Regions from separate parts of the Homo sapiens genome. Here region 1 is linked to region 2. The links are chromatin contacts, found by Hi-C or POLR2A ChIA-PET in ENCODE. All regions are on one chromosome and are shown on one strand. Each heading gives the region's core, a stretch centred on a gene start or an enhancer-like site at or near the end of the contact. The rest is flanking DNA. Distances are from core to core; before and after follow the strand shown.

The links. A loop is a pair of places that touch in the nucleus more often than their neighbours do. ChIA-PET counts read pairs that join two places held with the same protein, here RNA polymerase II (POLR2A). Pooled maps may share reads with other maps.
Region 1: a map of stomach shows a loop between it and region 2 (2.3-fold over the local background). The contact joins the enhancer-like site here to the promoter of LINC00184 in region 2. A Hi-C loop is called at or near these places in 9 of 168 maps with a recorded cell type or tissue (Caco-2, HepG2, endothelial cell of umbilical vein and 5 more), 1 of 37 single-sample maps with no recorded cell type and 5 of 50 pooled maps. POLR2A ChIA-PET finds 5 or more read pairs at or near these places in 9 of 52 experiments (Caco-2, HepG2, IMR-90 and 5 more).

Annotation. Positions count from the first base shown.
Region 1 is chr1:234,694,273-234,702,150 of GRCh38, reverse strand. No RefSeq gene overlaps it. Among named protein-coding and RNA genes, the nearest start is that of LINC01132, 26 kb to the left of the region's middle. RefSeq lists enhancers at 1,615-1,909, 1,692-1,941. Within about 2 kb of position 2,115, at least 12 of the 41 ENCODE cell types and tissues checked have a DNase peak (open chromatin) inside an H3K27ac peak, as active enhancers do; they include gastrocnemius medialis and stomach, where a contact is called at or near this core.
Region 2 is chr1:234,626,533-234,633,447 of GRCh38, reverse strand. LINC00184 (long intergenic non-protein coding RNA 184) reads right to left here and starts at 4,137. Exons shown (of 2, transcript NR_033927.1): 1 at 3,701-4,137; 2 at 1-500.

The sequences.
Region 1 (7,878 bases), core at 866-3,365, 71 kb before region 2:
GGGTACGATTTGGGTTTGGCTCATAATGAAGGAAAACTCAGTTCATAAGAAGAAGCTGGGCCATGCTTATGATCGTCTCAGATTGGTTTTGGCAGCCTGGACACCCTCTGGCCCCTTCTCCCTTCTAGCCACTCACCCTTACCTCATCACTTTTCCAGCTGCTACAGGCCCCAGATGGTGCAGAGTAGCTGCTAGCAGTGACTATTTATCATGAGGCTGTGCGGGTGTAAAGAAACATGGCCAACCACACTACAAGTGGTCTAACAACATGGTGCCCAAGGGAAAGCACGTCCTGAGCCCCACCCCACTTCAGCATGGGTTTGTTCCTCTCAAGATACTTATGCCCATCTCAGAATATCACTGACTTCTGGAGCTTGCCACAGAGATACTTACAGCTCAAGCAACACCCCAGTGGCTCAGTGACCTTCTCCAGGGTCAGCTTGTAAGCGATAACAAAACCCATCTTCTGGTTCCCTTGGTTCCTGGAGAAGCTTGATGAACTTTGCACAAAAATAATTTGGGCATATGATAGCATATTAGTAGGCAAGTTCAGACTCAGGGAACTAAAAATCCAAGTCATAATGTGATCACTCACCCCTTTGGGTTTCTAAATCCAAAAGAAGGACCTGTGCCTCAAAAGTAAGCAGAAAGAGGCCAGACGTGGTAGGTCACGCCTATAACCCCAGCACGTTGGGAGGCCGAGGTAGGTGGATCACCTGAGGTCAGGAGTTCGAGACCAGCCTGACCAACATGGCAAACCCCCGTCTCTACTAAAAAATATTAAAATTAGCTGGGCATGGTGGCAGGCGCCTGTAATTTCAGCTATTCAGGAGGCTGAGGCAGGAGAATCGCTTGAACCTGGAAGGCGGAGGTTGCAGTCAGCCAAGATCACACCAATGCACTCCAGCCTGGGCGACAGAGGGAGATTCTGTCACACACACACACACACAAACACACACACACACACACACACACACAGCAGAAAGAAAGAAACAACAGAACATGCAAATACATGAATAAAGGGAAAGATTCTGAGGTTCTAGAAAGCTTCTGTTATTATCTATTGATGCACATCCAGGCAAATGCCTTTTCTTCTTGCCCAATCCAACCCTGTCTCCAACAATAGATAGATGATAAATAAATAGATATGTAGGTAAATAGATAGATCCAAAGAAAAAACTGCTGCAGTATCACTCTCGTTAGAGCGTTCCTTTTAGTAAGAGAAAGATCCTAGTTCTACCACACATGTTAAACTTTCTGTGCAATGGCCTGGAATTTCTACCATCTTTGCTGATATAGATCACCCTGAATAAATCATGGGATTGATCAGTCCTTTGGCAAATGTTTCCAAGTGTAATTTATATGTACTGCCATTACTAGGGCACCTGACTTGCTGATATTTTTAAACAAATCCAGGTTTGGTCACCTTGAAGAATGCTTGCTCCTTTGCGGCAGATGGGTACAGGACCCATCCTGACCCATCCTCTCCAGTCCCTTGGGCTTTAGGCTGCCTGCTTGCTGTGGTAGGGGCCAGAGTATCATTTGCCATTTTGATTTGGTGCTGCTCAGTCAACGCTTTGTGCTTCCCTGCTGCCTGCTAGCTCACAGCCCTGAGTCAGAGAGGGGCTCCCCTGAGAATCTGCCTTATGTCATTTGTACATGGCTGGGTCTGGAAATCTTGACAAAGCACTTTCTATAAACCACTGTGAGGGAGGGCAAAAATAACAGTAATAAATAATGCCTCTGAGTCATCCATTAACCTCTGTTGATGCCACCTCCGTGTCAGCTGTCACATGTTGATAGTGTCACCTAGAATCCCTGACGGGGACATGCAAGCCTGTGCATGTTCCCTCCCCCATAGCAGTGCTGATGAACATCCCTCCTGTACAGCCCATCTGTTCTGGTTCCATGTGGCTGGGCCTGTTTCTCTCCGAACTGCTCTGAGCAGAGCAGATTTTATTTTCATTACTCTTGCCATGAAGGTCTCCAAATCCTAAGCTTCCCTTTGGTCTTTGCTGTAAACCACAAGGTCTGCTGTTTGGCGATGCACTGCTTTGCCAGTTTGCCTTCAGGTCAGGCCTCTGGATTTCCAAAGTCCCTTCGTGGAATTTGTCTTGGGAAACCTCCACCCACTAGGGCCACAGGGCTCAGCCCACCAGGGGAGTGTCTGCAAAGCTGAATGGGCTATTTCTCTGTCCTGTGCCTCCCTCTTCCAACCTGTCCTAGTTCTTGCTTAGCTAGACTCTCAAGGCTTATTTTGACATGCTTATCTCCGTATGGCCCTGCCCTAAACAGACATGGCAATAAGTGCACACTTGTGGCTCACCTCTATGTGGGGCAAAGTCTTCCTCTCCATGAAGCCTGTCAATTCAGTGAGCTGAGAAGCACTAGCTGAACCAAACTTAGACCTTCTTTGCAGCCTCTGGACTTTCTCTAGCCCTCATGTCTATAGTGAAGTATCACTGTGGGGACAGGCATGGGGCCTCCTCTGGGTTCAGCGGTTCTCAAAGCATTTCTTCCCTCTTTTTTTTTTTGAGATGGAGTCTCGCTCTGTCACTCAGGCTGGAGTGCAGTGCACTGGCGCAATCTTGGCTCACTGCAACCTCCGCTTCTCTGGTTCAAGCAGTTCTCCTGCCTCAGCCTCCCAAATAGCTGGGAATACAGGTGCATGCCACCATGCCTGGCTAATCTTTTTTTTTTTTTTTTTTGCATTTTAGTAGAGACGGGGTTTCACTGTGTTGACCAGGCTGGTCTCAAACTCCTGAGCCCAGGCAATTTGCCTGCCTTGTCCTCCCAAAGTGCTAGGATTACAGGAGTGAGCCACCATGCCTGGCCCATTTCTTTCTTTCTTTCTTTCTTTCTTTCTTTCTTTTTTTTTTTTTTTTTTGAGACAGAGTCTCACTCACTCTGTCACTTAGGCTGGAGTGTAGAGGAGCGATCCCGGCTCACTGCAACCTCTGCCTCCTGGGTTCAAGCGATTTTTCTGTCTCAGCCTCCTGAGTAGCTGGGATCACAAGCATGCACCACCACACCTGGATAATTTTTTAAATATTTTTAGTAAAGACAGGGTTTCACCATTTTGGACAGGCTGGTCTTGAACTCCTGGCCTCAAGTGATTCACCCACCTCAGCCTCCAAAAGTGCTAGGATTACAGGCTTGAGCCACTGCGTCCGGCATCTTCCTTCATTTTATTAATTGCACAGCATGTGGTATTTGGTCACCTGTTATGAGCCTGACTCCATGCCAAGTGCTGAGGCCGTCACCCTGGTTAAGATCCCCACCATCTGCAGCCTACTGCAGTGGAGGAGGCTACATTCCCGAAGGTAAGTTACAGTGTCAGCAAAGTGCTGTGGGCCCCTGAGCAGGCGGTTGGGAAAGCCTTTACCAAGGCAACGATACTTGATTTGGGTCTTATGGGAGGACAGGGAGTGTAATCCAAAGTGAAAGGGCAAGGGAGGTCTAGCTAGAGGGAGGGTGGCAGGGGATCGGGGCCTGGTGTGGAAGTCATGCGTTGCACTCATGTGTGCATGGACCCCAGCAGGGTAAGTGTGAGGCCACAGGCGGGACCCCATGTGCCATGCTTAGGGGTTCAGACATTGTCCTGGAGATGATGAAGGACCCCTGAGAGTTTTAAGCAGAGTTGGGTGTGAAGATGGATCTGAGAGGCCAAGACCGAGCAGGGAGACAAGTCATGATGGTCCTGATCCGAGACGGTGTGGGAGGTGGGAACTGACTTTAAGATGGTGGAAATGCAAAGCCAGGTGATGTTTCTGGGACAGGATTGACCAAATCTAGTGACCTACTAGATATAGGGAGAAAAAATAAGGAAAGCATAGGGGATCACACTGAGGGTTTGCATTTGAGAGACTAGAGTCAGGAGGCAAGGCAGGATGGGGGTGGAGAAGGGGAATGATGGGGCTGAAATTAGACCACAGTGGTGGTGGGAATGTGGACACTGAGGGAAGAGGAGGCAGTGAGCACACGAGTCTTTCATGATGTTTGGTGATGAAGAGAAGGAGGGATGTTCTGTAGCTTTAAAGGATTTTTCAAAAGTAGGAGAAAGAACCTGTTTGTAAGTAGAGGGAAGATACGGTAGAGAGGGAGAGATCATAGGGTGTAGAGAACTGCCATTTGCTGAGTGGGTGCCGCTTGCAGGCCCGGAGCCATGCCCTTAACATGCATATCTCATTTCAGCAGCATGCCAACCCATGGGGTAGCTCTACTTATACCCATTTTCTGAATGAAGAAACTGAGGCAGACCGATGGATTCACCCAGGGATGGGACTTGCTGAGCAGTTGAAGCAAAAGAATAGAGTGACTGGGAAGGGAAGAAAATGAAGTCAAACGAAAGCTAATAGAATGGGGTGGCGGAGTGCGGGGCTTAACGGGCTGAGGGGTGTCTATATTCCAGACGTGGGATTTGGAGTTGTTCTGGCTAATGTCAAAGACCACACACAAGGACATGGACGTCAACGGTTCATTCACATGAGATGACAGTTACCCAGGATGAACCAACTGCAAAAAGCTGTCTGTGGATGGTAACTGCAGGTGACCTGAATGCATGTGCCTCCTCCTTCTTTTTCCGCTTTTTGTCTTTTCCTTAAGCCTCTCTGAACAGTATCTTCAGAAGTGTCTGTTTCCCACAGAGCATGGTGTGTCCAAGAAATACCCCACATTCCCATTGCCTTTGCTATTTAATGCTGTAGTTGGGAGAGGCAGTCTTGCTTTCTGCTTGCCTGTCTTTTTGGAGCACATATGAACTACAAATAGATACAGCCCACATTTTGCCTCAAAGATATATTCTTTGTTTTCTCCAAGTTGCCAAGTTGAACTCTAAGCTGATGTTTAATTTATCTGTGGTAATGAGGAACGGGGATAGCCTTGCATAATTGGAATCTGAAGATAAGCCAAAAGCTTCTTTTAGCCAAAATTCCTACATCCTTTCCCACCAACTCTTTATGCCTGTGTTGCTAACAAATGGCAAATTGACTAATCTGAGTTTCACCAGTTCTTTGTGTGGTGTATCTGACCTTTCACAATGGGTTCATACCAGAGTCCACTTCCATGGTCCTTCAAGATGTGGGTGTCTGGTTCTCAGGTAACCAACCAAAACCTTTGTACCTACCACTCATGTATATTTCAGTTGAAGTTAGAAAAGCACCCCCTCAGTCTATAGCTAACCTCTGGTGAAATTGAGGAATGAATGAATTGCTAAGCCATCTATAAATAGAATTCCGGGACAATTCATCTGATGTGAGAGACAACCCTTTGATAGGTTTCTGAGAAGATGTGTGAAGCCACTACTCTCAATTGTTCTTTCATTTACTTTTTGCTAATCAAAGCCCCAGACATATTCCAAAATGTGAGATGTTTTGGAAGATTAACCAAAACACAAGCTGAAATTTACCAGGGGCTCTGTATAAAGTTATACCCTTAGGCTTTTATTCTCAAAGCCCTCCCAAGTACAGAAGTGTAGCATGGGATGATGTGACATAGAATCGCAGAGTGGGAGGAGCCCACCATACTTCAATTCAGTGTATCCAGAAGGAAAACTAAGGTTCACAGACTTGCTTAGGGGCTTAGTCAAGGGACTATTTGTTCAGAACCAACATTCATACAAAGAGTCTTAAATTTAAAAGGGGATTTATTTCAGAGAAACCTCATGGAAACCAGTTGAAAGAGGGTTAGTGGGGACTTTCGGGAAGTGAAAAGTCGCTGGTTAATTTCTCTGTTTCTATCTCTGTGGGGCCTTGCAGATTCTTTTCTTTGCTTCCGGGAGCCTTCTTCATATCTGCAGTGGATATGAGGTGATATGGTTTGGCTCTGTTCCCCACCCAAATCTCATCTCGAATTGTAATCCTACGATCGCCACGTGTCAAGGGCAGAAACTGGTAGGAGGTGATTGGATCGTGGGGGCAGTGTGCTGTTCTCGTGATAGTGAGTGAGTTCTCACGAGATCTGATGATTTTATAAAGGGCTCTTCCCCTTTCGCCATTCACTCTGTCCTGCTGCCTTGTGAAGAAGGTGTCTGCTTCCTCTTCACCTTCTGCCATGATTGTCAGTTTCCTGAGGCCTTCCCAGCCATGCTGAACTGTGAGTCAATGAAACCTCTTTCCTTTATAAATTACCCAGTCTCGGGTATTTCTTTAGAGCAGTGTGAGAATGGACTAACACGAGGCTTCGCTGGTCTCTCATGACCAACCCAAAAGGCAAGGTCAGCTTCCATGTCTCAATGGCCTTCCAGTGAGGCCCCTCACAGCTAACTGACCAGGGCAGGGGTCTCCTTGGTCCAGCTGAGATCAGGGCCTGGCTCCGGCCCATGCCTGTGGTAAGAGTGGGACTATCCCTTGTGGAGCTGACAAGGGCTGACTCTCTGTAAGGGTGGCTAAGGCACTACTGGCCACTCTGGTGCCCCAGGATGGCACAGGCAGGTCAGAACCTGGCTGTCACTCCAGGCCAGCCTTCTGCCACTGACTGGAAAGGTGGGCTCAAACACAACTGCAGTTAAAAGAGAGGAATTGCCCCGGAGGTGAATGCAGTCACCTGCATAGGGGAAAAGGAGGTGAGAGGCCTGCTCTACTCCCCCTGATCAGATGCCATCCAAGGGCACATGGCTGACATGTTTGAAGAAAAACCCAGAGTCAACTCAGAGCCCAACTCAGGCCTGATAAAAAGTGACTATGATGATGAAGAGATTCAAAATTATGCTGCAGAAGGAATGGCTGGAGGGTCTAGGCGTATTTCACCTGGAAAGAGGAAGCTTTAAAGGAGATGTGAGTCTTTTGTCCAAATGTGTAGACTGACTAAATTCTTTAAAGAGTTTTATGTTTGTGTATATCTGAAGGGTCCAGAACTAGCATCAAAGGGTAGAATTTAGAGGGAGGAAGACTTTGGATTAAAATTAGGGGCCACATACTTTCTGTGAGGGTATCTTGATATTGGCTGCCCTGTCACATTTAAGAAAGGATGGGATGATCATTCGTAAGAGAAGCTGTAGAGCTGATCCACAAACTAAGGGAGTTCTGAAGTCTATTCTAGTTTGGAATTCTATGGCTCTGCTGCAGGTGCATCTGGTTGGCTGGATTGATTGCTATCACAGGGGCAGAGGCCACTGTGTATGATCACTTAGGTCAGTGAAATCAGTAGAGGCCAAGCGGCTGCACCACTGGAGGACAGCAGGTTGCCCTGATCCTGAATCCCTTCAACACTGGGCCTTCTCACATCTGTTTGAGACAAGCCACTTTCAGCTGAGATGCACTAGATCCTTCAAGCCTCTCTACCACCCACAGGGTCACCATCTGCTGGAGCGGCCAGTGGGGCTGCAGGTTACCCATCAAAGCCCAAGCTATGAAATTGTCATTGAGAGGAGTGCTTTAGACATAGAGCTCATTTGGTGGCAGAGATCAGAAGCTTGTTCAAAGCAGCCTGGAATTTTTAAAAGAATAAGGGAAACATGTAAAGGTATGCATTTTTAAGGTTTAAAGTGGTTTTGCAGAAACTCAAGAAAAGCTGAACATCAGGAGTGAGGGGGGACAGAAGTTAAAGCCACAAGAGTTCACCAGTCTTTCTACTAGCGTGCTACTATCCATGTGACTCAGCTCTTATCCTCAGGGCTGCTGCTTATTCCCTCTCCTTGTGTCTCTTCACTCGAAACCCAGGAGAGGACTGTGATTGCTAGCTAGTTGATAGATTGGCTGGTTGGATCTCTTTTTTTTGAGACAGAGTCTCACTCTGTCACCAGGTTGGAGTGCAGTGGCACGATCTCGGCTCACTGCAACCTCTGCCTCCCAGGTTCAAGTGATTCTCCTGTCTCAGCCTCCCAAGTAGCTGGGACTACAGGCGCACGCCACCATGCCCAGCTAACTTTTGTATTTTTAG
Region 2 (6,915 bases), core at 2,888-5,387:
CCACTGGCATCAGCTGGAAGGCTGGCAAGTAATGATCCCACCTGGAAGAGCACAAAGCAGTCAGCCCCTGTGCTCTGTACCGTGTAACTCACCCATACCGTGGCCCTTGTTCATTCCAGCATGGCTCCTACTTCACATGTGGGGCTGTTTCTGTTTCTATTCATTCTGTGTGATGCCTTGCTTGACCCAACATCATGAATGGAAAATTGTGATGGGCCTAATCCCTTCACTCTGCATTCTCCAGGGAAGGTGTTGGTCTCAACAGGAGCTAAAGTTTTCCTGGGAAAGGAGAGCCATGAGAGAGAAGTTTTCCTTTCCCCATAGGTGGTCCCCAGCAGAGAGGCAGGAAGGTTTATGCACAAAACTGTAGGAAGAATGATTGCCTCCTCTGGCCATCAGATTGTGACTTAGCTTCTTGTGGCAAGTGGCACTTCATTGGGTGTTCTAAAGACACATTCATCATAGTCCCTGCTCATTGGTAACATAATATCTAATATGAACTGCAAGGACAAGACAAACATATAAAGAACATTTAGGCAACTAAAGAAGTATATTAAAAAATCTTTAGATTGTGTATAGGCAAAAGGAAACTGCATTTTCTGATGAAAGAATTCAAGTTGTAAGAGCTCCTTTGGGGAGGAATGGCCATCTTTCTTCCAATTACAGAAAATTTTGTAGCAAACTAATTTAAAAAAATCTTTATATCCTAATTCATTTAGTAACCAATTAAGTGTATAGTCAAGATTCTTAGTTTCAAGTGATGAAACTCAAATAAGGGCAATATATTTGTTTATGTACCTGAAAATGCTCAGGCTAAACACAGTGGCTCATGCATGTAATTCAGTTACTTTGGGAGACCAAGGTGGGAAGATCACTTGAGGCCAGGAGTTCAAGACCAGCCTGGGCAACATAACATGACCTCATCTCTACAAAAAAAAAAAAAAAAAAAAAAATCACTGGGCACAGTGGCACATGCCTGTAGTCCCAGCTACTTGGGAGGCTGAGGAAGGAGAATCATTTGAGACTAGGAGTTGAGGCTGCAGTGAGCCATGATTGCACCAATGCACTCCAGCTTAGGCAACAGAACAAGACCCTGTCTCTAAAAAAAAGAAAAAAAAAAGTTCAAGGGTGGTTCCAGATCCTTGAAAAATGTCTTCAGGAATATTCTCCAGGCTTTAGCTTTGCCTTCTTCTCTCTTGATTTCATTCTCAAGCAGGCAATCACTATTTTTTTGACAAGATGTCCACCAGAAGCTCCAGGCTAATTTTCTATTGGTTTAACCACCCCAGAAGAGAATTTATCCTTTCCAATACTTCTAGCATAACCCCTGTGGCTGACAATGTTGGTTCTGATAAGCTCAGCATGTAACATATACTCATTCTTGAATCACCAGCATGGTTAAAATTCTCATTGGCCAGACTTGGACCACATGCCCCACCCCTGGGGTTAGGGGTAAGAGTCAACCCCACCAGAAAACAAAGACTGAGAGTCAGGGAGGGGTGGTTCTTTAAAAGAAAACTAGGGTCTTGGTATCACAGGAGGAAGTGGATGTTGATCAAGCCAAAGTCCCAGATGCCCATGACACTATACAAAAAGAATGTACATTGTTCTGAGATGCTGATTAAGAAATACAAATCAACCTCCGCTTTTGAAAGTAGTTTTAAAAGAGGTCAACTTTCAGTGTCTTTCATGGAATTTCTGATTACTTTGAGCTAGTAATCAAGTCAACAATAAATTCTTTGTTTCTCTTGCAAACCCACATTGTCTAGGAACATTTCCTATTAATATCTATTTTAGAGTATCACATGAGTCTTGAGTCCTTCTTTCAGGAATAAAGGTAACAAACTGACAGAGATAAAAAACAAACAAAAAAAAGTGGTGGGGTAATTTTAAAATTTTTATGTCATAATTTTCTTCAGCAGGAAATTCTATTTGGCTGAGTGATTTTTGAACAGAGAGCAAATAATCATTTAGATATTTTTTTCTCTCTCTTTTTTTGAGACAGAGTCTTGTTCTATTGTCTAGGCTGGAGTGCAGTGGCGTGATCTCGGCTCACTGCAAGTTCCACCTCCCGGGTTCACGCCATTGTGCTGCCTTAACCTCCTGAGTAGCTGGAACTACAGGTGCCTGACACCATGCCTGGCTAATTTTTTGTATTTTTAGTAGAGATGGGTTTTCACCGTGTTAGCCAGGATGGTCTCGATCTCATGACCTTGTGATCTGCCCACCTTGGCCTCCCAAAGTGCTGGGATTACAGGCGTGAGCCACCGCGACTGGCCTAGATTTTTTTAAAAAGATAAAAAGCAATCACTATGTTTAGTACATGTAATGAAAAAAATATGAAAGAAACTCTCTCATGGGCTAGATACTGCCATTTTCTGGGACGGCACTATAATGTCTATCTCCAGTTCTAATTTTCTTTTTCACCTCAAAATTTTAGTATTCACTGTGACTTATATTTGATTTGTTGGATTCTTAATAATGGCTAAATTTAATTCCACTTTTTCTCTCTTTATAATCAGGGCCAGATTTTTAAAAAGAAATCCACACACTATAAATCCAAAAACCAAGTTATATTAAAAGTCAGATTTTCGACTGCATGGAGGGTCAGCGCCCCCAACTCCTGCAGTAGTCACAGGTCAACTATATATGTGTACACATGCACATACATCTAGTGTTTATGTATATTCAAATGTACATACATGTTTGCTGTATTTTTCATAATGTAATGAGTGCTTCCTATGCAGCAGGCACTGCGTTGTACTGGAGACCATCTTTGCCTCACAGAGCTTACATTTTAGTTGGGGAGATAGTGACAAACAAATGAATAAATACATCAACCAGATGATTAAAGACTGTGATCAGAGCCATGTAGGAAGTAAACACGGTGGTGAGACAGACGAAAGCTGGGAGAGCCCATTGTAGGTGGGAGGTCAGAGAACCTCCCTGAAAAGGTAACATCTTCAGTAGGGCCTCATGGAGGTGAATGATCAGTCACTACAGCAGAACAGAAGGCAGGCCAGTGTAATTGTGGTGGGGTCATTGGGGTAGGCAGGAGACAAATCAAGCAGGGCTTCATAAACCATGGTAGAAATATAAATTCAATTCTAAGGTAAACTGGAAGTCAGGAAGGGATTCATAGCCAAGAAGTGGCATAACTTGATTCAAATCTTAAAATGGTCACTTTTGCTCCTATAGAAAGAACGTGTGTCTCTATGAGAAATAAAATAGAGGCTTAAACAAGAGATTCCTCCAATATAAAAGCACTGTGGATGGGGTTAAGAGTCCCAGATGGGCCCAACAGCTCCACATCCATCAGAAACCTAGTCTTCTCTATCACCCTACCCCATTGTCTTAGAAAATGGTTTCCATTCACAGAAGTGCAAGATGGCCAGAGCAATTCCTGACATTTTGTCTGAGTGCTGAACTATAAAAGAAAGGGAACAAAAGACAACAGAAGTTTTCCCATCCCGTCCAAATCAGCTTCCTTGAAGCATCCTGTTTCAAAGTCACACAAAACACTTCTGCTTACATCTCATTGGCCAGAATTTAGTTACATGGTTACACTTAGCAGGGGAGGTGAGGAAACATGGTCTCTCACTTATGATGTCTACATCAGTAAGATACTTACAGCTATCAGAACAAGCAATCAAAATACGCTTAATGGCTCAAACATGATACAGGATTACTTCTCACTCACATGAAGTCCAAAATGATGTTCTGGATTGGCAGGTGGTTTTCCTCCAAGCAAGGATCTAAGGACCCAGGTTTCTTCTATCTTGTGCCTCTTTCACCTTCAACACTTGTCTTCCAAGATCTTGTTACTTAACTGCATTAAGCTGTGGAAAGATAAAGAGTATAGAGAACCATTGTGAGTTTCTGTAGGCCAGGACTACAGAAGTGTGAGTAGAAGGGACACATCACTTCCACTCACTAACGGCCAGAACTCAAACACACAGCTGCATATAACTGCAAGGGAGGCTGAGAAATGGCATCTGGTTGTGCCCAAGAAGAAGACCTGGGCTCATGACATGACCAGCCAGCAGCCTCTACCACTGGGGAAATGAGTCCAGCCAAAAACTAGGGTTCTGTTACAAAGAAAGAACCTTGGGAGATAGGTGGCAGTTTGTGTCACACGAGGCGACAGTGGAAACAGAAGACCAGTTCCACTAAAGAGCTAGCAAGCAAATAAATACTTGCCATCTGCCAGCAATGAGAGGGCACACTCAGAACCAGAAGATGACATAGTTCTACTGCAGATTCTGTTTCGCAATGACGCTCCTGCAAAAATATCTCAAGGATTTGCCTTCAGCCTACAAAACATTCTCAAAATGAAATTGCTATGATTAGTCAATTTAATTTTTATTTATTATTTGATTTTATTAATATTATAGAAAGCTTTTTAACAGTCTAGATGTGCTCCATAATCAGATATTGAGGCTTTACAGGTTTGGCCATACAGAGAGAAATATAGTATTAGTGACATAACATTGCTGCAAACCCAACTGAAGAAATTCCTGGTTGTGAGCTTTTACATATAATGTGTTCATTTTGAAATAATACTTTTATGTTCCAAATTTCTGTTTCCATTGATCATTTATTAATTTGTTTTTTTTATCTTGAGTTTTATTTAATCTACAAAATATACTACTGCAAGAGAGAAGGGTACTGGCTGGGGGAGTACCCAATGCTCACAACCATTCTCACTCAAATAATTAATATCTGGTGAACATTTACTATGATGTTCTAGGACAGCTTAGTGGGTCCAGCATAAGTGTAGATCCTGGAAAGGATAGACCAGCAGGCCTTAAAAATATAAAGGAGAGAATAAACAAACATAATGACACTAGGAGGAGAATGAGTAGATTTCAACATATGTGAATCAATCAGAAAGTAGAGTTAATTTAGTTAAGTGGTCAAGAGCACAATATTTGAATTATGTCGGACCTATATTCAAATTCTCAGTCAGCCACTTTCAAACTATGTAAAACTGGAGAAGTCACTTAACCCCTCTGAGCCTCACTTTCCTCATCTGTAAAAAACGGAGGATAATAACAACCTCATAAAGTGCCCAGTATAGTCAACGCCTGGATCATACTATAGTAAACACATGAAAAATCATGGCGATGATTAATAACCAAGGGGTTAGCATGACTAGTCCAGCCAGGGCTCGATGCCAGCTGCAGCTGAGTGGTAAGAAGATAGATCTTCTGTAAAGATCTTTGCAGAAACTCAAACAAGTCAGACTGGAGAGCATGCGTGACACAGTCAGGAAATCTCATGTCACATGTTTAAGTCCTAAATGTTTGACAATGTCTCTAAGCTTCCCAGGAGTTCAGAGGAAAAAGACTTGTGATAGAAGGGAGACCTGGGCTTCATGGATTGGAAGTTGACCTGAGCTTTGAAAGCTGTATAGGGTTGGAATAGGTAATAGAGGACCATTTAAGGTGTCTGTGCCTGGGACAGAGTAGTTACCCCAAAAATGGAGTAAATGAATGAAAGAAAGAGCAGACACAAAAGACTAAGACAGCAAGTCTAGTTCGTGAGTGAAGGGACTCCTTAATCATCACCTCTGGTGGGTGTTAATGTGTTGGGAGATGCATTGTCCACAGTGGGAGGAACCACGTGAGCAGAGCTTTCTAAACTGGGTGAGGAGTTTGGGTTGAAGTGCGGAGGAATTATGGAGCAGAGGAGGAAAATGATGAAAGCAGTACAAAGATCAATTCGGGGAGGGTCAGGAATGTATCGCACAAGGAAGCTGGAATGCAGAGAAGTCAGTCAGGAGTCTGCATGTGGAACTCGATGAGAAGTAAGGATGCTTGGCTGAGGGACTGGCAGTGAGACTTCAATAGGGATGGCAGTGGGCATGGGACCAGAGGCTCAATCAGGTCCTCAGATAAGGGGATGAAGAAGGAGACAAGCTTGTGGTTGGTTCATTAATGACTACAGAGTTAGCAGGAACTCTAATAGACAGGAAAATTGAAGAGAGAAAACCGAAGAGCAGGGGAAGATGGTGAGCTCAGTGATGTGTTTGTCGGCTGAGCCAGCGATGAGATACACAGGTGGAAATACCCAACAGGTACTTAGAAGTACAAAATTAGAACTCCAACACAAGAATAGAGAAGAGAGGGACTTGGAAGTCATTACGATAGAGACAGTAAACAAAGGCCATGAAATGTATTAGGTCTCTGAGGTGTTAGTATAAATAGAAAAAACTAGAAAATCAAAGACTAAGTCTTGCGCAATATATAAATTTAAAATATGAAAATTTCCAGGAGTACTCAGTATGAATACATGAACTTCAACTGGATTGGTGTCCTTACTAGGGCCTCATTGTGACTCTTGTGGTGCCTGGAAATGCTGAGGGTATTTTTGTCTTTGTGGGCTCCTTTCTTCATTAAAAATAAAATTAAAAAGTATATGAATTTGTTCTTATGTACTTGTGATTATTATATTTTTTCGTTCTGATTTTATTTATTTGTTTTTTGAGATAGGGTCTCACTCTGTCACCCAGGCTGGAGGGCAGTGGAGCTATCTTGACTAACTGTGACCTCCGCTTCCCAGGCTCAAGTGATCCTCCCACCTCAGCCTCCCAAGTAGTTGGGACTACAGGCATGCACCACTACGCAATTTTTTTTTTTTTTTTTTTTTTTTGTAGAGACGCAGTTTTGCCACGTTGCACAAACTGGTCTTGAACTCCTGGACTCAAGCAATCCTCCCACCTTGGCCTCCCAAAGTGCTGGGATTACAGGTGTGTGCCACTGCACCCGGCCCTGATTTTAAAATAAATTAAAATCAAACATTTTCATGAGGCCCTAAAAGTATCTTGGTCCCTACTACATGTAACAAAGAAGACAGTCCTGATCATTACAAGATCGCGTGATAGTGGGAACAATCCAATGTGTAATGTCTTAA